Regions from separate parts of the Homo sapiens genome. Here region 2 is linked to region 1. A link is a loop called in an ENCODE intact Hi-C map of the cell type or tissue named here. Cell type or tissue: HCT116. All regions are shown on one strand. Links, peaks and the distances in the headings refer to the core of each region. The heading gives the core; the rest is flanking DNA. Region 1 overlaps CPN1 (carboxypeptidase N subunit 1). Region 2 overlaps DNMBP (dynamin binding protein).

The links. A loop is a pair of places that touch in the nucleus more often than their neighbours do. Peaks named below come from ENCODE experiments on the same cell type or tissue, not always from the same donor. Only the 100,000 strongest peaks of a DNase experiment are listed, where the experiment ranks them.
Region 2: a loop joins it to region 1, with 6 times the contacts of the local background. A loop is called at or near these places in 14 of 110 quality-filtered maps.

What each region holds. Positions count from the first base shown.
Region 1 is chr10:100,040,393-100,052,456 of GRCh38, reverse strand. CPN1 (carboxypeptidase N subunit 1) reads left to right here. Exons shown (of 9, transcript NM_001308.3): 8 at 3,581-3,699; 9 at 9,884-10,264. The coding sequence ends at 10,030. Among named protein-coding and RNA genes, the nearest start is that of CPN1, 35 kb to the left of the region's middle. RefSeq lists an enhancer at 7,275-8,101. In HCT116, for the core only: CTCF peaks have their summits at 6,239 (motif pointing right) and 8,833; DNase peaks (open chromatin) are centred at 6,236, 7,816, 8,610 and 8,906; H3K4me3 peaks cover 796 bases; H3K27ac peaks cover 3,156 bases.
Region 2 is chr10:99,900,642-99,912,705 of GRCh38, reverse strand. DNMBP (dynamin binding protein) reads left to right here. Exons shown (of 17, transcript NM_015221.4): 5 at 3,560-3,753; 6 at 4,612-4,711. Among named protein-coding and RNA genes, the nearest start is that of DNMBP-AS1, 21 kb to the left of the region's middle. RefSeq lists an enhancer at 5,575-6,774. In HCT116, for the core only: a CTCF peak has its summit at 5,975; a DNase peak (open chromatin) is centred at 6,045; H3K4me3 peaks cover 1,416 bases; H3K27ac peaks cover 2,602 bases.

The DNA.
Region 1 (12,064 bases), core at 2,619-10,618:
ACACTTGAGGTCAGGAGCTCAAGACCGGCCTGGCCAACATGGTGAAACCCCTGTCTCTACTAAAACTACAAAAATTAGCTGGGTGTGGCCAGGAGCGGTGGCTCACACCTGTAATCCCAGCACTTTGGGAGGCCGAGGTGGGGGGATTGCCTGAGCTCAGGAATTCGCAACCAGCCTAGGCAACATGGTGAAACCCCATCTCTACTAAAATACAAAAAATTAGCCAGGTATAGTGGCGTGTGCCTGTGATCCCAGCTACTCAGGAGGCTGAGGCAGGAGAATCGCTTGAACCCAGGAGGTGGAGGTTGCAGTTAGGCAAGATCATGCCACTGCACTCCAGCCTGGGTGACAGAGTGAGACTCTGTCTCAAAAAAAAAAAAAATTAGCTGGGTGTGGTGGTGTGGTCTGTAGTCCCAGCTACTCGGGAAGCTGAGGCACAGAGGCATGAGAATCATTTGAACCCGGGAGGTGGAGGTTGCAGTGAGCCGAAATCACGTCACTGCACTCCAGCCTGGGCAGAGTGAGACTCTGTTTCAAAACAACAATAAAAACAAAACATATTAAACCCCACTAATTTTTCCAATAAGTGCCACTTTCACCAGCCATTGTGTTAATTAACAAATTATTAGGCTGGGCACAGTAGCTCATGCCTGTAATCCCAGCGCTTTGGGAGGCCAAGGCGGGTGGATCACCTAAGGTCAGGAGTTCAAGACCAGCCTGGCCTACGTGGTAAAACCCCGTCTCTACTAAAAATACAAAAAATTAGCCAGGCATGGTGGCAGGCACCTGTAGTCCCAGATACTCAGGAGGCTGAGGCAGGAGAATCGCTTGAACCCAGGAGGTGGAGGTTGCAGTGAGCCAGGATTGAGCCACTGTACTCCAGCCTGGGCGACAGAGCAAGACTCCATCTCAAAAAAAAAAAAATTTTTTTTCATTTCATCAGGGAAAAAACCCATTGTAAACATTCATTATATTACTTAGCAAAGCATCTAGTGTTGATGAGAGAGAAAGCTAGCTGAAGCCCTCATAGTAGCTGCATCTGGAATGGGGCCTTTCTGATACAACACTCGCTAACCACTTCAGGATTCAAGTCCCCAGTTAAGAAAATGACAACCCCTGGGGTGTCATTTCAACTATCCAACACATGTACTTTGCTGAAGTATTTTAAAGTAAATTACAGACATTTAATAGGGGGCAGAAAAAGACTTCTTCATTATTGTTTGTCTCAATGTTTATTGTATTTATTATTTCAAATATTCATTGCTATATACTTAAAATGAATTTTAAAATCACTGTCATAATTGAGTCTAAAGGGATGGAAAGTCATTAGCCAAAATGCACTTTCCTTGTTATAGAAAAACAGGCTTCTTTTGAATTTTATTTTTCCCTTGCCATACTTTTGAAGATGATAAAAGAAATTTTTTTGTTTTTTGAGGCAGAGTCTCGCTCTGTCGCCCAGGCTGGAGTGCAGTGGTATGAGCCACTGCAACCAGCCCAATAGAAGAAATATTAAAAATAAGATTCTCACTGGGCACAATGGCATATGCCTGTAATCCCAGCACTTTGGGAGGCTGAGCTGGGAGAATTGCTTGAGGTCAAGAGTTCAAGACCATGCTGGTCAACATAGCAAGACCTCCATCTCTACAAAAAATAAAAATAATAAAATTTACCAGTCACAGTGGTGTGTGTCTATAGTCCCAGCTATTCAAAAGGCTGAGGCAGGAAAATTGCTTGAGTCTGGGAGTTCAAGGTTGCAGTGAGCTATGATAGCACCACTGCACTCTAGCCTGGGCAACAGAATGAGACCCTATCTCAAAAAAAGAGATAGGACTCTCAAAATCGTATCTTTACTGGTCATGTAGTCCAGCCTTCCCATTGAATATAAGATTACACCCATATAACACCACCGGCAGCTTTTTGTCCAACCCAGGGCCTCCATGTTCAGTGGTACAGGTTTTGCACTGTACATCTGCGTGGCCTTTCCAGGCTTCTGATCTAGTCTGTGCTTGAGTGCTCACAATTGCATAAAGCAGTCCATTCCTTTTTTTGTAGCTCTGTTTCTCTCAACAGATTTGTTTGTTTGTTTGTTTGTTTGTTCTATTTGAGACAGAATCTTGCTCTGTCACCAAGGCTGGAGTGCAGTGGCGCGATCTCGGCTCACTGCAGCCTCCACCTCTCACGGTCCAGCAATTACCCTGCCTCAGCCTCCCAAGTAGCTGAGACTACAAGCATGTGCCACCACGCCTGGCTAATTTTCGTATTTTTAGTAGAGATGGGGGTTTCACCATGTTGGCCAGGCTGGTCTCAAACTCCTGACCTCAGGTGATCCACCCACCTGGGCCTCCCAAAGTGCTGGGATTACAGGCATGAGCCACCGCACCTGGCCTCAGTAGGTTTTATTTCTGTCTAGCAAAATCTGCCTCCCTGCAACTTAAACCCATACTTCTCATTCTTATTTCTTTAGATAGACATCATTTCTTCACAGTGGCCTTTCAAATATCAAAACTGTGGTCTCATGTAGTTTCTTTATTAGGCAAAACATTCACAGACCTTTCAACCTTTCCTCTCTCCTAGTGATCCTTTACTGGAGGGGAGTTTGTATTAAACTACAGGGTCTAGAATTACATTTAACATGTTCAGTGTAGAGCACAGTAAAATTCCTGCTTCGTAGGAGCTGAGGCCGTACTCCTATTAAGATAGTCCACAAATGATTTAAATCTTTACTAGTTTCATGCTATTAAGAAAAGCCAGGCTGGGGGCAGTGGCTCATGCCTGTAATCGCAGCACTTTGGGAGGCTGAGGCGGAAGGATCACTTGAGCCCAGGAGTTTGAGACCAGCCTGGGCAACATAGTGAGAACCGGACTCTGTTTATTTATTTTGAAAAAGAAAAGACGGCCGGGCTCGGTGGCTCATGCCTGTAATCCCAGCACTTTGGGAGGCCAAGGCTGGCAAATCACCTGAGGCCAGGAGTTTGAGACCAGCCTGGCCAACATGGTGAAACCCCGTCTCTACTAAAAATATAAAAATTAGCTGGGTGTGGTGGTGCACGCCTCTAATCCCAGCTACTTGGGAGGCTGAGGCAGGAGAATTGCTTGAACCCAGGAGGTAGGGGTTGCAGTGAGCTGAGATCATACCACTGCATTCCAGCCTGGGCAACAGAGTGACAGAGTGAGACTCCATCTCAAAAAAAAAAAAAAGCCAACGGGCTCAGCGGCTCACGCCTGTAATCCCAGCACTGGGAGGCTGAGGCGGGCAGATCACCTGAGGTCAGGGGTTCGATATTAGCCTGGCCAACATGATGAAACCCCGTCTCTACTAAAAATACAAAAATTAGCTGAGCATGGTGGCACGCACCTGTAATCCCAGCTACTTGGGAGACTGAGGCAGGAGAATTGCTTGAACCTGAGAGGCAGAGGTTGCAGTGAGCTGAGATCACACCACTTCACTCCAGCCTGGGTGACAGAGCAAGACCCCGTCTCAAAAAAAAAGAAAAGCCAACCTTGTAGTCAGATAAAAACCCTAGCTTATTTGGGACAGATTTTTAATCAGTAGACTGAGTTATATCTTTGTGACTTTCAGGTGACCATGGTGATTACTTCCGGCTGCTGCTTCCAGGTATCTACACTGTTAGTGCCACAGCACCTGGGTATGACCCAGAGACAGTAACTGTGACCGTGGGTCCTGCGGAACCAACGTTGGTGAGTTAGGCTGAGCTTGACGGTGCACTGTAGAGATCACTTATACAGTCTTTTTTTGGAGGACAGTGTCCTGCTCTGTCACCCAGGCTGGAGTGCAGTGGCACCACTGTGGCTCACTGCAGCCTCGATCTCCTGGGCCGAAGCAATCCTGCCGCCTAAGCCTCCCGAGTAGCTGGGAGTGAGTATAAGCACACACCACCATGCCCGCCTAATTTTTCTTTTTTTAGAAAAAGGATTTCGTCATGTTACCCAGGCTGGTCTTGAACTCCTGGGCTCAAGTGATCTGCCTGCCTCAGCCTCCCAAAGTGCTGAGATTACAGGCATGAGCCACCACCCTTGGCCCTTGCAAAATCTTAAGTGATTGCACAGCTCTAATCTTTGCCCAGCTTCTTTCTTTTACTGTTTTTTAAAGAATTAATTGCTCGCACATCCTAATTTTTGTTCTGTCACTCTCCTGTTATATCCTTCCTCACTTCCTTTTGGCTTTTCCTCTTCTGTCTAACATAGCATAGTGATTTAAAGCACTGTCTAGTTCTAAATTCAGCTCATTTGCCCACAGACCTTGGACAAATTACCTAATCTCTCTTATTCTCAGTAAATTGGTAATAATAGTGCCTCCTTCACCAGAGGCTGAAATGAGAACATGCACATAAAGCCTTTAGTATGCAGGGGCCAAATCAACTCTCAAAAGGCAGATTAATTGGAGAAAAGCCATACCAATTTATTTTTATTTTATTTTATTATTATAATTATTATTGTTATTTTGAGAGGGGGTTTCGCTCTTGTTGCCCAGGCTGGAGTGCAATGGCATGATCTCGGCTCACCGCAACACCCGCCTCCCAGGTTTAAGTGATTCTCCTGCCTCAGCCTCTTGAGTAGCTGGGATTACAGGCATGTGCCACCATACCTGGCTAATTTTTGGTGGGTTTTTTTTAGTAGAAATGGGGTTTTTCCATGTTGGTCAGGCTGGTCTCGAACTTCTGACCTCAGGTGATCTGCCCACCTCGGCCTCCCAAAGTGCTGGGATTACAGGCATGAGCCACCATGCCCGGCCTGTTTTTTCTTTTTTTGTTTTGTGTGAGCATACCAATTTATTTAACGTGTATACACAGGAGCCTTCAGAATGAAGGCCCAAAGATACCGGGGAAATTGTCCACTTTTATGTGTAGGTTCAACAAAGTAGGTACAGCTAGGTAATAAATGCAACTGGACAAAAAAAGTATCAGCTAATGCTATGCACTGAGTGAAGAAATCTAGCAAGGCCTATCTTTCCAGATTCTTCTGGGCTCTCTGACCATGAATTTCTTCCTTCTGTGTGTGGGTCAGTACCCTCTCTGGAAAGAGGGACTCATGACCTATAGTCAAACAAGGTAGGGTCTTATGACCTACAGTCAAACAAGGGAGGTCAGATATGTCCTCCTCCTCCTCTCTTTCTTCTCCTCCTCCTTCTCCTTGACCTACAGTCAAACAAGATAGGTCAGATATCTCCTCCTCTTCCTTGTCCTCCTCCTCTTCCTCCTCTTCTTCTTTCATAGAGACAGGGAGTGTCTCTGTCCCTCAGGCTGTGCACTGGCGTGATTATGGCTCACTGCAGCCTCAGACTCAAGAGATCTTCTGCTTCATCTTTCCAAGTAGCTGGGACTACAGGCACATGCCGCCATGTCCAGCTAATTTTTTTTTTTTTTCGACAGAGTCTCGCTCTGCCACCCAGGCTGGAGTGCAGTGGCTCAATCTCGGCTCACTCCAACCACTGTCTTTTGGGTTCAAGCAATTCTCCTGCCTCAGCCTCCCAAGTAGCTGGGATTACAGGCATGTGCCACCATCTTCAGCTATTTTTTGTATTTTTAGTAGAGACAGGGGTTTGCCATGTTGGCCAGGCTGATCTTGAACTCCTGACCTCAGGTGATCTGCCCACCTCGGCCTCCCAAAGTGCTAGGATTACAGACGTGAGCCACCGCACCCGGCCATTTTTATTTTTATTTTTTGAGACTAGAGTCTTGCTCTGTTGCCCTGGCTGGAGTGAATGGCACATTCTCGGCTCACTGCAACCTCCGCCTCCCGGGTTCAAGTGATTCTCCTGCCTCAACCTCCCAAGTAGCTGGGACTACAGGCATGTGCCACCACGCCCAGCTAATTTTTGCATTTTTAGTAGAGACGGGTTTTCACCATGTTGGCCAGGCTGGTCTTGGACTCCTGACCTCAGGTGATCCACCCTCCTCGGCCTCCCAAAGTGCTGAGATTACAGGCGTGAGCCACTGCACCTGGCCTAATTTTTGTTATTTTTTGTAGAGACGGGTTCTCTGTGTAGCCCAGGCTGGAGGGCAGTGGTACAGTCATGGCTCACTGCAGCCTTGAACTCCTGAGTTCAAGAGATCCTCACACCTTGGCCTTCCAAAGCACTGGGATTACAGGCGTGAGCCACTGTGCTCCCTCCGCCTAGACTGTGATCGGCCTAAATCTGATGGTTTCTTTAAGACCAGTTTTTACAGAGAAGGCAGCGGGCTTGCATTCTTCTGTGCCACTGGCAAGGACTGCCACCAGAGGGCGCTCTACCATCCCTTCTGGTGCTCCCTGGGCCCTGATCTTGCTTTCCACTCATGCCGCAAAAAGCCAGCTACTCTTCAAGATTAAACTCTCCAGGGCTTTCTTTTATAGATAGGATGAGAAGCAAAGAACTTCTTTGATTTTACAGCCTGGATCTTTTCAGTTTTGGTTGTATTAAGATCTCAGAGCTAACAGAGCTCAGAGATCGTAGACACTAATCCTCAGATTTCTCAAATGAGGACAAAATAATGAGGCAGTCCTATTTAACAGACATCTACAGATCTCATTTCCTAAAAGTCAGCCTTTCCTAGGGCCGCCTCACTCCTGTACACAACCCTTAGTAGACCCTCCCACCACCTTTCCCTATTAACACAATGCAGTCCAGTCAAGCTTGTCTTTTACTATTTATTGAATAAGTACTATGTATGACATGATATGAGAGCTTTCCAGCATTATCTCATTTAACCTTCACAACAACCCTGTGAGGTAGATGCAAGTATCCCCATTTGTGGCTTAGAGAAGATAAAAGAAACTTGTGTAATATCACATAGCAAGTGGTGGGAGTCAGGATTCGAACCTATATCAGGCTCTCTGGCTCCCTTCTTAGCCAATGTGTTACAGAACTCATACTAAGTGTACAACCTGTGTTTGTAGCTCCTTATTGTAACACAAGGATCAGGAGAAAGAACTATGCTTTAAGTCCTTTGAGAATTTCCAGATAGTTTCTTCCTCCATCCCCTCCCCTAGTCCCATCTCCTAAATAATGTAAATTACTTCTGCTTACAGTTGCAGGAAACAGAGAGTAAATCTTTCATTGCAGCCTATGAGCTGATCTGGGGTCCTCTTTCCCTTTTTTCTTGTTATATCCTAAAATTGAATGACTGTTAAGCAGCTACATATATAAGTTTTGCATTACCAGCAAGTCTGTTCAACGCCAAATTCAAACAACTGCACGTCCTCTTGAGTAACACACTCAATTTCAAAGGATTTTGCCCCCCTTTTCACATATTCTTTAAATAAATTAACATAACCCATCATTATGTCAAATATACTCAGAGGAGAAAAGATGTCTGTCATTTGGATACAATTTCCAGACACAGTAACAACTAAAAACCCATTTATTGATCACAAAGGAGTCTATCTCCCTTCCCAGTCTAAAGCAGATATCCATCTGTCTGGGAAAGAAAAAAGGAAAAAAATATTGCCCAGGTGTGGTGGTTCACACCTGTAATCCCAGCACTTCAGGAGGCTGAGGCAGGCGGATCACTTGAGGTCAGGAATTCGAGACCAGCCTGGCCAACATGGCGAAGCCCTGTCTCTACTCAAAATACAAAAATTAGCCAAGTGTGGTAGCTCATGCCTGTAATCCCAGCTCCTTGGGAGGCTGAGGCAAGAGAATTGCTTGAACCCAGGGGGCGGAGGTTGCAGTGAGCCGAGATTGTGCCGCTGCACTCCAGCCTGGGTGACAGAGCAAGACTCCATCTCAAAAAAAAAAAAAAAGATTGTTTACTACAGAGTTTCCAGCTTTAAAATGTCTCAGCTGGGTGCGGTGACTCATACCTGTAATCTCAGCACTTTGGAAGGCTGAGGCTGGCAGATCACTTGAGCCCAGGGGTTTGAGACCAGCCTGGGCAACATGGCGAAATCATATCTCTACAAAACAGTTCAAAAATTAGCCGGGCATGGTGTCATGCACATGTAGTGCCAGCTACTTGGGAGGCTGAGGTGGGAGGATCACTTGAACCCAGGAGATGGAGCCTGCAGTGAACCGTGATTGCACCACTGCACTCCAGCCTGGATGACAGAGTAAGACCTTATCTCAAAATAAAAATAAAATGAAATAAAATATCTTCCGGGGCCCAGTGTTTTCTTTGCTTTTCCCCAAGGCCTTCCACATGTCACCACTCCTTTCCTTTTCCTCTGTCCTTGCCTCATTTTCTTGTCTCTCTTCTCTCTCATTTTTTTCTGTCTAGATTCCTATGTTACTAAATAGGAATTGGTAAATAATACAGCACAGTTGGCTCTGATTCTCCCCTTCCCTCCTGGAGGAACTAGCAGAAAAACTGGCTATCAATTTTTGCGGAAGGGGCAGGAAATAACCCTACAGAGAGGCCTCTTAGTCAGTGACATGTTTTTTAACTCCCAGCTGGCTTCAGGGGCTCAAGCTGTTCCAAGGGTGGGAAAGCCCAGGCCTGCCCCAGAGGAGTGTGGTTAGGACACTGTGCCACTCCCTCTCCTTCCTCTTCAGCCTGGGATAGTTCTACGGCTCTTCCACACCCAGAATGTCCCACATTTGTCAGTGAAAAGTATCTTTCCATCTGCGTGCTGTGGCCAGAAGAGAGGTTGCAATGTAGTGCTTGAAAGGATGCATTAACACACATGGAAATTTCCAGTTTAAGAATCCAAGCAGGATGTGGTGGCATGTGCCTGTAATCCCAGCTACTCAGGAGGCTGAGAGGCTGAGGCAGGGGGATCTTGAACCCAGGAGTTTGAGTCCAGCCTGGACAACATAACAAGACCCCATCTCTAAAATTAAAAAAAAAAAGAAAAGTAAAATAAATCCCCAAGTCCATACCAACACTCTTTATCATCTCTACTATCTTTGAAGTCAAACAAGTAGGCAGAAGGTTTAGTTCTGAAGCATGGTGACACTTACTGGCATGCCTGAGCATGGCACCTGTGAGTCACCCAGGCAGCATAAAGAAGATTGTTACAGCACCGTCAATCATGGCTCTTGTCCTAAGTGGCAGTATTGGTGAAATCATATTTGATGTGTAGATATATTTTTCTTTCTTTTCTTTACTTTTTTTTTTCTTTTTGAGATGGAATCTCACTCTGTCACCCAGGCTGGAGTGCAGTGGCGTGATCTTGGCTCTCTGTAACCTCTGCCTGCTGAGTTCAAGCAGTTCTCCTGCCTCAGCCTCCCGAGTAGCTGGAACTATAGGCATGTGCCACCAGCCCAGCTAATTTTTGTATTTTCAGTAGAGACGGGGTTTCACCATGTTGGCCAGGCTGGTCTCTAACTCCTGATCTCAAGTGATCTGCCCGCCTCAGCCTCCTAAAGTGCAAGGATTACAGCCACCATGCCCAACCTAATTTTTTTCTTTTTTTTTTTTTTTTTTGAGATGGAGTCTCGCTGTCACCCAGGCTGGAGTGCAGTGGCAAGATCTCAGCTCACTGCAGCCTCCACCTCCTGGGTTCAAGCAATTCTACCGCCTCAGCCTCCTGAGTAGCTGGGACTATAGGTGTGCACCACCACACCTGGCTAATTTCTTTGTATTTTTAGTAGAGACAGGGTTTCACCATATTGCCCGGTGTGGTCTTGAACTCCTGACCTCAGGTGATCCACCACCTCAGCCTCCCAAGTGCTGGGATTACAGCCATGAGCCACCACACCCAGCCCATCTTTTTCTAATACATGTAAAATCAATGTATATTAAGTTCATCCAGTCACACTCTATCTATCACCAATGATTGCATACCAATTTTGGGGGAACGTTAGCCAAGTCTATATGACACCACCAGTGCTTCTCTGGGTCACTGCTATAATAATTTTCCCTAGTACCCAGCCCTCAGAAACTGGAACTATGGCAAAAGATGGTCCAAACGGATCTCGTAGCTCCTGCTTTTTTTCTTCCAGGTTAACTTCCACCTCAAAAGAAGCATCCCTCAAGTAAGCCCTGTGAGGAGAGCTCCCAGCAGAAGGCACGGAGTCAGAGCCAAAGTGCAGCCCCAAGCCAGAAAGAAAGAAATGGAGATGAGGCAGCTGCAGAGAGGCCCTGCCTGAAACCCACAGTGCCAGGCAACCCTTCAGAAAGGCTTTGCTCCTGCTCTCAGATCAGATCAAGCATTCTTTCTATTTTATTATCTGGGACATATTTAAATACAAACATATTCAGAACAATTCAGAATGGTCTCCATCTGTTCCAGGGGTAAGCCATCTCTAGGTCATCATGAAAAAAATTAGGATCTATTGAAAGGTGATGTGGTGGCCGGGTGTGGTGGCTCACATCTGTAATCCTAGCACTTTGGGAGGCCGAGGCAGGTGGATCACCTAAGTTCAAGAGTTCGGAACCAGCCTGGCCAACATGGTGAAACCCTGTCTCTACTAAAAATACAAAAAATTAGCTGGTCATGGTGGCATGCACCTGTAATCCCGGCTACTCAGGAGGCTAAGGCAGGAGAATCACTTGAACCTGTGGGGTAGAGGTTGCAGTGAGCTGAGATCGCACCACTTCACTCCAGCCTGGGCAAAAAAGTGAAACTCTGTCTCAAAAAAAAGAAAGAAAGAAAGAAAAGAAAGCTGATGTGGTAGTACATACATCTAGTGGTGTTTGGTAAGGTTTTTCTATTCTGAGAGTCTGGTTTAGGCTCCATGCCAGTCCACACTGCATCCAGAGACTGGTTCTGGCTGGTTGGCAGCTGCACCTCCAGAATCTAGCACAGAGTTTGCAGAAGAGTTAGTGCTCAGTGAAGATTTCTGAACCATGTCTGAAATGCTGAAGTAAGTGATCCATCATTGATGTTGTTCCCATAGCAAAATTAGGTGACCAGTTCTTCTGAAATCCCAGAGGATCATTTCAGCAATAGCCAATAGCATCTTAATAAGCAAAGAATTTGACATGCAAATACCTAGTGCCATGGCTACCCTTCTTTGTACATGGACATTTAATAAATATGCATCTTTCAAAACATTTGCTGGATATGGAAATATGTGCAGCTGCCCCTAAGGCATGGCTGCATCCTGGCTCTGTCCCCAGCACGACATAGCACTCTCCACCTCTTTGAGTTCCCCAGGAAGAACCCATTTGCACTAAAAACATTATTGAGCAAAGTAGATGTTACTAAAGATTTTGAAGGGATGTGTAGTCTTTCATCACCTACCTTGCAGCACTCAAGTTTACAAACCCTCATTGGGCATGTGGGGGTTCCTGAGTCCCCTGTGGGAAGTGGTTTTTTGCCATACACCTTGTTTCAGAGCTCAGCCTCAGTTAGACAGGGCAGGCTCCAGTTTCCTCATCTACCCCTCTCCCCACAGCACCTCTAATTAACCAGCCCTTTTCTTACCACTGAGAAATTGAACTCTACTAAATAATTACAGCCTTGTGCCACATAATGACGTTTTGGTTAACAGTGGACCGTGTGTATAATGGTGGTCTCATAAGATTATAATACCATGGTTTTACTATACTTTTCTATATTTAGATATGTTTAGATTTAGGTTAGATATGTTTAGATTTAGAATACGTAACACAGGCTGAGCACGGTAGCTCATGCCTGTAATCCCAGCACTTTGGGAGGCCGAGTTGGGTGGATCACCTGAGGTCAGGAGTTCGAGACCAGCCTGGCCAACATGGTGAACCCCATCTCTACTAAAAATACAAAAAATTAGCTGGGTGTGGTGGCAGGCACCTGTAATCCTAGCTACTTGGGAGGCTGAGGCAGGAGAATTGCTTGAACCCAGGAGGTGGAGGTTGCGGTGAGCCGAGATTGCACCACTGCACTCCAGCCTGGGTGACAGAGTGAGACTCCATCTGAAAAAAAAAAAAAAAAGAATATGTAACACAATTACCACTGTGTTACAATTGCCTGCAGCATTCAGTATAGTAACATGCTGTCCAGATTTGTAGCCTAGGAGCAATAGGCTGTACCTTTCAGCCTATGTGTGTAGGAGGCTATACCACCTAGGTTTGTACAAGTACATGCTATAATGTTTCTGCAATGATTAAATCACCTAGGGATACATTTCTCAGAATGTACCCACATTGTTAAGTGACATGGTATGGTGATCCCTTGGCACCCAGTTGGTTCCAGCACCCTC
Region 2 (12,064 bases), core at 2,483-10,482, 140 kb after region 1:
GAGAGGAAGAGAAAGAGGAGGGAAGGAAACACCTAGGGTTTTATTAAAATTGCGGATACCCCGGTCCCACCCAGGTTTGCTGAATCTGAATCCCAGGGATGGTGTCCAGGAAACTGCAATATAGTGAAAACATCCCACAGGGGTTTTTAATCACACCAAAGTGTTTGGGTTTTTAAAGGCTGCTCAAGAGTTTATAAACCCCATTTTCGGGGGGTGGGGGCACAGGGGAAGGCACGCTGGTAGTTTAAAAGAATTGTTATTGTTTTTCTCCATTTTAAAGAAATAAAAATCTAATACATAGGCTGGCTGGCTTCTGATTGATGAGTAAGTGCTTGCTGGTACTTTGTGTTTTCAACTACTATAATTAGTAGAATTTTGATTCTCAGGAGAGTACACAGTGGTTTCCAGGGAGTTTTTAAGATTTGAAGCAAATAAGCCCCTGACCTTTTCTCATTGAGATTCCAGGCCAGGGAAACCAAATGGTGCAGGATTAAGTGCACAGGATTTGGATTTAAATATATTTAGGTTCTAAATCCACAACTGCCATTTACTCACTATATAACCTCAGACAAGTTTGTCAGCCTCTCCAAGCCTGGATTTTCTTACCTATTAAATGGGAGTAATAATACCTACTTAAAAATTCTGATGTGAGTATTAAATGAGTTCAGGGATATAATCTGTAAAGTACCTGGCATGTGATAGGAATTCAGTAAATGTTCTCCCTCTCCAGAGCTTTTTAGTCTTGTATTTAAAATGAGTTTCTATTCTCAACTTGGCACTAATGAGACCATATTTGGGATTGAAAGTCTGTTGCTTTGAGATCACAAAGAAAATTTAAAACAAGCCTATTAGAAATAAATTTTATATGTAACACAATGAATTTAGAATCATAATCGAACACTGATGAAATCAGGGTTATGCTTCAAGTTTTGCCATTCATTCTACCAAAAAGTTCGAGAAAGAGCTTTTTCTGTTATGTCTTAAGTTTTATTTTGAATAATACCAAATATACAGAAAATTGCAATAGTACAATGAAAACTCCTGTATACATTTTATACAAATTCACCCATATTTAACATTTTGCTGTTTTTATCTCATTCTCTGTCAATCCCCACTCTCCACATGCAGTTTTTTTTTCTTTAATGAACTAAGAGTACATTGCATATATTGTGCCCCTTAGTAAGCTTCAGTGTGTATTTTGTATGAACATGGATTTTTTTTTGAGATGGAGTCTTGCTCTGTTCTCCCAGGCTGGAGTGCAGTGGTGCAATCTTGGCTCACTGCAACCTCTGCCTCAGCCTCCTGAATAGCTGGAATTACAGGCAAAATACAAATTTTTGTATTTTTAGTAGAGATGGGGTTTCACCATGTTGGTCAGGCTGGTCTCGAACTTCTGACCTCAGGTGATCTGTCCGCCTCAGCCTCAGACTCCCAAAGTGCGGGGATGACAGGCGTGAGCCACTGCACCTGGCCAGATTTTTTTTTTACTCAGGCTGGAGTGCAGTGGCATAATCTCAGCTTACTGCAACCTCTGCCACCCAGGCTCAAGCCATCCTCCCACCTCAGCCTCCTGAGTAGCTGGGACTATAGGTGTGTGCCAGTCCATGTGCTGCTAATTTTTGTATTTTTTGTAGAGGTGAGGTTTCACCATGTTGCCCAGGCTGGTCTTGAACTCCAAGCTCAAGTGATCTACCCACCTCGGCCTCCCAAAGTGCTGGGATTATAGGCATGAGCCACCACACTTGGCCTAAAATGGTGATTTGCTGACTCCATTATTTCTTCTCTTATTTATCAGCTGACATTCTACCATAACAAAGAGTTTTCTCTTCTCCCCCATTTATTTATGTACTTACATATTATCAATATGTACTTACAGGTTCTTATTCAGTGGAATAATCCATTGTGCTTTTTCATTTATACTCAAATTGTGCCAGATTGGCCAGTGGGAGCCCCTTCAAGCTGGCCTCTGTGCCCTTTGACCTATCCCCACCATGTTGTTGAGTACTTCTTCACTTTCTCCCACATTTCAGGCTCAGCTATACCTTCTCTGCCCCAGCCCTGGAATTAGCCATTTCTTCAAAGAACCCTGCCTCCTTTTAGTGGAGAATGGCATCTAGAAACCAGAATTTGGGTTGTATTCTAAAACACTGGAATTACTTTTTTGAGACAGGGTCTTTCTCTGTCACCCAGTCTGGAGTGCAATAATGGCACTATCTCGTGTCGCTGCAACCTCTGCCTCCTGGGTTCAAGTGATTCTCATGACTCAGCCTCCCAAGTACCTGGGATCACAGGTGTGTGCCACTATGCTTAGCATTTTTGTATTTTTAGTAGAGATGGAAGCTTGCCATGTTGGCCAGGCTGGTCTCGAACTCCTGACCTCAAGTGATCTGCCAGCCTTGGCCTCCCAAAGTGCTGGGATCATGGGCGTGAGCCACTGCACCCGTCCCAGAATTCCTAACTTCTGAGAGAAAGCAGTGTGGAAAGTGTTTTGGAGAATAAAATCTGCTGTGAAGGCCGACTTTCCTTAAGTAGTTTGAACACTTGTGTTTTTGCTTCTTAAACCTGGGTTAAAATAGTCCTGTAATTGTACTCAGACTTACTAGTATATTTACATACCAAATTTGTAGTTGTTTAATTGGATCATAAAGAATTTGATAGACTAAGCAGAGGCTGATTGTTTCACTGCTGTTCTTTTCCTTTGCTTATTACCATGTTTAATGCTCATTTCAGATGAACAAACGCTGTTCCATGTTTATAGATAACTCTCTCATCCTGTGTATCTAAGTAATAGTCAGATAATTGTAAAAGCTAATGACAGGATACATATTTGTTTTTTAGAATAATGCAGTTTAGTTCTTAGAGATTCTTATACTTGAAAATACCATTGATAAGCTTCATGTTTATAGTAAGTTTGTATCTACTAGGACATTTGAGTAACAAAACCTGCTTGTGAGTTTTGGTTAAGGTTTTCATAGGGAAAATCTAAACAATTTTTTTTACCTATTTCATTATATGCTAGTGTTGACCTACCATTACAGTGACTGGAAAATGATAGGTCCTATAATTATCCAGATCTCAGATGGATAATTTCTTATTTTTTATTTTACCCTTAGTTGGCATTGTTCTGTGTTCCCCATAATATTCTGTTTAATGTGCTACATCTGTATTTTGAACTTCCAGCTTGTTATTTCTGGTGCTTTGATCATGGACCATGTTTTATATCTGATTAAGTGAAAGCAAGTCTTATAAGGTCAGACCCCTCTAACCTCTTTTGCAAGGAGCTTGTAGACATGCTTTGTTCACTCAAAGTGGGCTAGCTACTTCTTTTCAGGACACATTCTCAAAATGGTATTGCACAGGTTGGAGTTCTCTCTGCAGTGATGGCTTTCTAAGCGCTTCAGCTGTCCCTGTTTACAACTGACATGTGCGATCTGATTTCCTGAGGGTTGACAATAGTGAGACCTTTGGTTCTCAGGAAATGGGTTCTGTTTGCCTCAAACTGTGGAAGGGTGCTGCTTTTACACCCAGAGCTGCTAACCAGTTCTCTTTTCCCTTCTAGAAATGACGCTCCTCTCCTCCCAGTCTTCATCACTGGTGGCCCCTTCTGGGTCTGTGTCTGCCGAAAATCCAGAGCAGAGGATGCTGGAGAAGAGAGCCAAGGTCATAGAAGAACTTCTTCAGACAGAAAGAGACTACATTCGGGATCTGGAAATGTGTATTGAGCGGATCATGGTACCCATGCAGCAGGCACAGGTGGGAACTGGGAGACAGAGTTAGTTTGACCTTGAATATGGTCCTCCAGGCCAGAAGCATTAGGATATAGGAGCTTTCGCCACAGATTTATTGGATTTGAAATAGAAACTGTGACTGTGAGTGCTGCTGCTCTTAATCAAGGGCCTCAACATACGTGTGTCATCAGCTAAGCCTTCAGCATCCTTTCACTTGTCAAGTCTACTGTTAACCTACCAGACACTGCAGTCACTCCTAGGACACTTCCTGTTTCTGTGGCTCCTGAAAGCAGTTCCAGGGAGTCTGAATCGTGGCCCTGCTAGAAGGCTGAGTGATGATGTAACAAAACCTGGGGGTGAGCAGTTACATGACTCTAGTACCTGTTCATATAGAGTTTATCCAGGAAACCCTTACTAACATGTGAGTAGGCTAGGGACTTTTCTAGATGCTGGAGGTAGTAAGAAAAGGGTAACAATGTCCTGGGGTTTATAGTCCTTGTTGCTTGTAACTTGACCAGCTGGGCTGGGCTTGGGTTTACACCCTTGGAGCATTCACTCCCAAGTACTTCTGCAGCAGGTAGGCAGTGCTACGGGATGTTGGTTGCGGGTGGGAATTTGTATCCCAGTGCATTTGTAGGCCAAATTGGTTCCATTATCACTTTACTAAAGTGCTGGTTGGGGTGGCAGAGAATAGTTGGATCAAGGACAAAGGATGACACTAAAGATAATGTTGGATATTTCTAGTCTGGAAACTTCATGAAAGTGAGTGAAGAAAGTGACCTTGAGCAATTTTTCTACAATTCTTGAAGAGCTGTTCCTAAGATGATTGAAATGCCATTAAGCTCATTTCCGTGCATTTTTATGTTTTGTTTCCTTTTCTCAGGTACCAAACATTGATTTTGAGGGACTTTTTGGAAATATGCAGATGGTGATTAAGGTCTCGAAGCAATTATTGGCTGCTCTGGAAATCAGCGATGCTGTAGGTATGAGCTCCTGTGTTGTTTCAGAAGCAGCTTTTTAAAAAAACTTCATGGGCAGGAGTAAGTGGCCTTCCTGATACTGAGTAACTATGCCTCCGGGAAGATACAGGTGTAGGTACTTAGTCCAGAGGTTACTTGTCCTCTGCTTTCCTTCTGTCTCAGCCTACTTTGGGGTAATAATAGGATGTTAGCAATAGAAGTAGTTTTGGATGTCATACAGTACAATGTTTTTCCACACTCATGGTTGCAGCCCATTACTGGGTCATGAGATCAACTTATTTTTCAAGAAAATACCAGAATGCGGCCAGGCACAGTGGCTCACACCTGTAATCCCAGCACTTTGGGAGGCCATGGCAAGAGGATCACCTGAGGTCAGGAGTTTGAGATCAGCCTGGCCAACATGGTGAAACCCTGTCTGTACTAAAAATAGAGCTGGGCGTGGTCATGGGCTCCTGTAATCCCAGCTACTTGGGAGACCAAGGTTGGAGGATTGCTTGAGTCTAGGAGGTTGAGGCTGCAGTGAGCTGAAATCGCGCCACGAGCCACTACACCACTGCCTGGGGTACAGAGCAAGACTTGGTCTCAAGAAAAAAAAAAACAAAAGAAAATATCAGAATGCACTGTAAGTTTAACTACCAATTTTTGAAACTTATCTGTTGTTTTTTTTTTGACACAGGATTTTTACACTGTCGCCCAGGTTGGAGTGCAGTGGTGCGAATTCAGCTCACTGCAGCCTCAACCTCCCAGCCTCAAGTCATCCTCCCTACCTTGGTCTCCCACATAGCTGGGAATACAGGCATGTGCCACCACGCCCAGCTAATTTTTGTAATTTTTTTTTTGTAGAGATGGAGTTTTGCCATGTTGCCCAGGCTGTGCCCAGGCTGGTTTCAAACTCCTGGGCTTAAGCGATCTACCCACCTCGGCCTCCCACATTGCTGGGATTACAGGTGTGAGCCACCACATCTGGCTGAAACTTTTATTTTCATTTCAAATATATGTGTACTGAGTCATAATTTAAAATACATTTATGTGGGACATTGTCAAAATGTTTTTAAAACATTCATCTAGTTCTTATAAACAAGGGAACTTATTGGTTATCCATTGCTATTTAACAATTTCACTGAAACTTAGCAGCTGAAAACATTAAACATGTATTACCTCGCTGCTTCTGTAGGTCAGGAGTCTGGAGGTGGCTCCGCTGGGTGGTTCTGGCCCAGGGTCTCATGAGGTTGGAGTCAGTTGTTGGCCTGGACTGCCATCATCTGGGGCTCAGGGATCTACTTCCAAGAAAGCTCACTCAGTTCTTCAGGCGTCAGTTTCTTGCCACGTGAGCCTCTCCCTGGGCTTTCCTCACGACGTGGCATGAGTCATGAGTCACCTAGAGTGACCTGTGAGAGAGAGCGAGAGACAGAATGAGAGAGAGCACGCAAGAGCAAGCACGCCTGAGACAGGAGCCACAGAGTCTTCTATAACCTGATCTTGAACATGACACAGCATCACTTCTGTCATGTTCTGTGGGTCCTACAGACCAGCCCTGGCACAGTGTGGGAGGGGACATCCTATCATTTTGCTGCTTTATTAGAATCCTAATTACAAGAGGCTACCCCAGTTCCAGCCATGACACCATATACAACAACATCCAGCAGAAGGAGTGACCCCTGTGTCGTTTTAAGAGTTTGCAAACCTTTTCCAGAGCTCCCTGATCAGATACCTTATTTCTCGTTGGCCAGAAGTGGGTGACATGCATGCAGCTAAGCTGATGGCTAGAAAGGGGAATGGGTCATGACACTGGCTTACACTAGATGGAATTTACCTGACTCACCTGGGAGAAAAACGGACACAGGAAAAAAATCAGGGTTCTGCCCCCTGAAGGGAGGAGGAAACAGCTCTGGGATGTTGTAGCATGGTTAATGTTTCCTGAGTGTTTCTCTCACCACATACCCTCACAAGATAGGTCCAGCTGGATCTCAGTTGTTCTCTACAATAGACAGCCCTCTGAGGTTTAGGTACTGTTGTTTCTTCTTTTTTTAGACAGGGTCTCACATTGTTATCCAGACTGGACTGCAGTGGCACAATGACAGCTCACCCACAGCCTCGATTACCCAGGTCAAGCAATCTTCTCACCTCAGCTCCCTGAGCAGCTGGAACTATAGGCATGCACCATCAGGCCCAGCTAGTTTTTAAATTTTTGTAGAGATGGAGTCTCACTATATTGCCCAGGCTAGTCTTGGATGCCTGGCCTCAAGCGATCTTCCCTCCTCAGACTCCCAAAATGCTGTGATTATAGGCACGAGCCGCCACACATGTTTTTGAGACAAGGTCTTGCTCTGCTGCCTAGGCTAGAATGCAGTGGTGTGATCATGGCTCACCTCAGCCTTGACCTCCCAGGCTCAAGTGATCCTCCCACCTCAGCCTCCCAACTAGCTTTTTTATTTTTAGTAGAGATGAGGTCTTGCTCTGTTGCCCAGGCTGGTCTTGAATTCCTGAGCTCAGTCCTCCCACACTGCAAGATTACAGGTGTGACCCACTCTGCAGCCAGTTTAGGTACTCTATCCTATTTTACAGTGAAGAAACCGACACTTAGAGGGAAGGTAATTTGCCCAGGTCACATGGCTAGTAATTGATGGGACTGGCATTCAAACTCAAGTCTTTCTGTCGTGCAGGCAAATGCCATTAGCCTCTATACAGAATACAACTGTGTCTTTTGCATTTTCTGGAACAGTTAGAAAAACTGGAACCTGAGGTTCTTGCCCTTAGTCTAACCAGAGAGGTCAGGGAAGTTGAGGAAGGAGATACACACATTGAGTTGGGCAGAAGGAAGTCACAGTGACCCAGTTTTAGTGTGATGGTGAAGCATAAACGACAGTGTATATGATTTTTTAAGGCACTTGAAATAAGTATCTCTGGGTCATTTATTTGTATTAAGAAAGAAATGAGATAAAGTTGGCTGCTATCTAAAAGAGCTTAATTTTAAATTAAGCAGTTACTCATTTTTCTTCCAGTTTATTACCTGTTGTCGTTCCTGGGGCTCTCAGGTGGTTGGAGTTAACCAGCTTCTGCAAGGCGCCTTCTCCCCTTAGGTCTGATTCAAATCAGAAATGAGAGTCTTAGCATCTGTGTCTATAGTGTACTATACCTTAGATTATGACAATAAACTGAGAAATGAAAGCAAATATCCATAGCCCCACCTCCATAAGATAGCACCTGCATTTATTTTTTCTTCTTCCCTTCGCTTCTTGTCCAAAGTCAAACAAGGAGTTGGGTAGCAGGCTTCGATGTGTTGAAGACACACAGAGGTGGCAGAGAGGCCTCAACACTGAAAGGCTGAGACCTAGGCGCAAGGACTAATTTTTAGAGGAGGGATGGTGGGTGGTGGGGCTTGAGGGAGCCAAGACTGAGAGTACCATGCCGGTGGCTCTAACGGAAGGCCAGGCGTGCGTTCAGTGGGGGATTCACAAAGAACAAATGAGGTCTGAAACATCCGATGAGGGAAGGCTCCGAGAAGACCATGAAGGGCAAGTTAAAGCCTTATGGAGCCACGGGCAAAGGGCAGGTGGCTGAGATAGAGAATGATCAAGCAGCACTGGGAGACTCTGGGTACATGGTCATAGGTGGAAAGTACTCGCTTTACCTGATTTTAAACACATCCCGCCGAGAGCTATGTTGTTCATAATGACCCAGGATGTGTGTTTCTGTGTATGTCTGTGCTTAGTTTTACCATGTCCAGTGTTTTCCTTTTTTTTTCGAGACAGTCTCACGCTATTTCCCAAGCTGGGGTGTAGCAGTGTGATCACAGCTCACTGCAGCCTCTACCTTCTGGGCTCAAGCGATCCTCCCACCTCAGCCTCCCTAGTAGCTGGGACTACAGATGCGTACCACCACACCCAGCTAATTTTTATGTCCGATGTTTTCTGATATTTTCTTTTCTATTTGATCAGCCGGGCGTGTTGGCTCACACCAGTAATCCCAACACTTTGGGAGGCCGAGGCAAGGTGGGCAGATCATGTGAGCCCAGGAGTTCTGGACCAGCCTGGGCAACATGGGAAAACCCCGTCTCTACAGAAAAAAAAAAAAAATCCATTCTATTTCATCAAAACAGTGCTGACTGTGACCCATTAAGTATATTTCGTGACCCAGAGTTTGAAAGAGATTATAGGTGTAGCTTTGCTAGTTTGTAATTGATATAGAACAGTGACTATCAGGGAAGTTGAAGAACGGCGAATTGAATGTAAATCATGTCTGGATGGTGAAGATTCTAAGAATGCAACTAGGGAAAGGGCTGCAAAAAGAAGGTGGCAGACTAATGTAGAATGGTGCAACCAGATGAAGACATGGGTGGCTTTAGGAATTCCAAAGTGGCCGTGAAGGCCAGGCACGGTGGCCCACGCCTGTAATCCTAGCACTTTGGGAGGCCAAGGTGGGTGGATTGCTGAGCTCGGGAGTTCGAGACCAGCCTGACCAACCAGGTGAAACACCATCCCTACAAAACATACAAAAATTAGCCAGGTATGGTGGGGCACACTTGTAGTTCCAGCTATTTGGGGGGCTGAGGGCAGAGAATTGCTTGAGCTCAGGAGGTCAAGGCTGCAGTGAGCTGGTTCATGACAGTGCACTCCAATCTGGGTGACAGAGCAAGGCCCCATCTCTTAAAAAAAAACAAAACAAAAAAAAAGTGGCCGTGAAGATGAAAAAGGAGCCAGCCCCACCCCCACTGTTGTGACTGGTAGGTTGCAGGAGTAGACAGAAGGGAAGCTTCTGGCCAGGTGCTGTGGCTCCTGCCTGTAATTTCAGTAGTTTGGGAGGCCAAGGCGGGAGGATTGCTTGAGGCCAGGAGTTCAAGCCCAGCCTGGGCAACATAGTGAGACCTCGTTTCTACAAAAAAAAAAAAAAAAAAAATTGCCCAGGTGTGGTAGCACATACCTGTAGTCCCAGGTTCTTGAGAGGCTGAGGCAGGAGGATTGGTTGAGCCCAGGTGTTGGAGGCTGCAGTTGGCAATGGTCACAACACTGCACTCCAGTCTAGGATGTGGAGTGAGACCTTGTCTCAAAACAATTTTTTTTTTTTTTTTTTAAAGACAGAATCTTGCTCTCTGCCCAGGCTGGAGTGCAGTGGCACGACCTCTGCTCACTACAACCTCTGCCTCCTGGGTTCAAACGATTCTCCTGCCTCAGTCTCCCGAGTAGCTGGGATTACAGGCGCCTGCCACCATGCCTGGCTAATTTTTGTATTTTTAGTAGAGACGGGGTTTTGCCATGTTGGCCAGGCTGGTCTCGAACTGCTGACCTCAGGGGATCCGCCCACCTTGGCCTCCCAAATTGCTGGGATTACAGGCTTGAGCCACTACGTCCAGCCAACAATTTTTTTTTTTTTTTTTTTTTAAAGGGAGGCAGCCGGGTGCGGTGTTTCACACCGGTAATCCCAGCACTTTGGGAGGCTGAGACGGGCGGATCACCTGAGATCAGGAGTTTGAGACCATCCTGGCCAACATGGTGTAACCCTGTCTCTACTAAAAATACAAAAATGAGCCAGGCGTGGTGGCGCATGCCTGTGATCCCAGCTACTCAGGAGACTGAGGCAGGAGAATCACTTGAACTCAGGAGGCAGAGGTTGCAGTGAGTTGAGATCATGCCACTGCACTCCAGCCTGGGTGACACAGCGAGACTCCATCTCAAAAAAAAAAAAAAAAAAAAAAAAGAAGGGAGGCTTCCAGTGAGAAAGGGCAGTGTGAGGTGATATGAAAAAAGTTAAGTTTCTCTTACAGAAAGGAGTTATACATTAAGGAAAATAATTTAAATAGAAACTTTTTAGGCCAGGCATGGTGACTCACGCCCGTTATCCCAGCACTTTGGAAGGGCCGAGGCAGGTGGATCACTTGAGCCCAAGAGTTTGTGACCAGCCTGACCAACGTGCCGAAACCCCGTCTACCAAAAAATGCAAAAATTAGCAGGTGTGGTGGTGTCCCAGCTACTCAGGAGGCTGAGGTCGGAGGATCACTTGAGCCCAGGAGGTGGCGGGTGCAGTGAGCCAAGATTGTGCCACTGCACTCCAGCCTGGGCAACGCAGGAGACCCTGTCTTAAAAAAAGGAAAAAAAAAAGTTCTGCACAAGAACAGGGACTTCCATGGGACACAACAGTGAGAGAACAGAGGTGAGTCCACAGAAGCAGCGATAGGCTCCCTGAGGGGAGGGGTCGTGCCTGGACAGCTGGTAGGGATGGTTGGTTGTAGGGAAGCAGTAAATAGTATCATATTGGAGGGAGGAGAACAAGGATGAGAGCTCTTTTTTGTGGAACATGGAGCTGAAGAAGGGAGCACCAAATACACTGAGAGGAGGAAAGAAGGGCAAGAGGAAGAGTCATCATAGTAAGCCAGGGACCCGCACGTTCAGGCCACAGCTCTGAAGGCAATTGTTCTGTAGAAGTTTGCTTAGGAACTGTTCCTATGCCTAACTGACTTTAGATGAGGGGTCTGGGGATAGGGAAAAAAATGACCTCTTTATTTTTTTTACTAGTTTTTAACTGAAATATAGCATTTATTTAAAGTATGAATGTAGGGAATAAGTCACATAGTAGTAGCTGTGACTTTGTCACCAACAGAAGTCACATGTTTCTGTCAGATTAGGTCGTTGCAAATGTCTTGAAATTTCAGTAACCCTCAACCAGAGGCAGCCAATGTTACCAGTGTGTGTCACTCCTCAAGCTGTGACAGTATGGGGATTGTTAGACTCAGTGCTACATTTGGTTATTTAATACCTTATAAAGAAGTACATATGGCTGGGGCTCACACCTGTAATCCCAGCACTTTGGGAGGCCCAGGCAGGTGGATTGCTTGAGCCCAGGAGTTTGAGACCAGCCTGGCCAACATGGCAAAACCCTGTCTCTACTAAAATTACAAAAATTAACCAGGTGTGGCAGCGCACATCTGTAGTCCCAGCTGCTCAGGAGGCAGAGGTGGGAGGATCACTTGAGCCTGGGAGGTGGAGGTTGCAGTGAGCCAAGATCGTACCACTGCAGTGGAGCCTGGGCAACAGTGAGACCCTGCCTCAAAAAAACTAAAGTAGTATATAGGTTACTATATCATAAGTTGGGGATTTATCATTATAGGTATTTTAATGTAATATACTTTATCCAGTCTTATTTATGCACAAAAATGTTAGAAACTGCTGCTGTAGAAGAACTCCGTCTCTACTAAAAATACAAAAATTAGCTGGGTATGGTGGTGTGTACCTGTAATCCCAGCTACTTGGGAGGTTGAGGCAGAGGACTCACTTGAACCAGGGAGGCGGATGTTGCAGTGAGCCGAGATGTGCCACTGCACTCCAGCCTGGGCGACAAGAGACTCCGTCTCAGGAAAAAAAA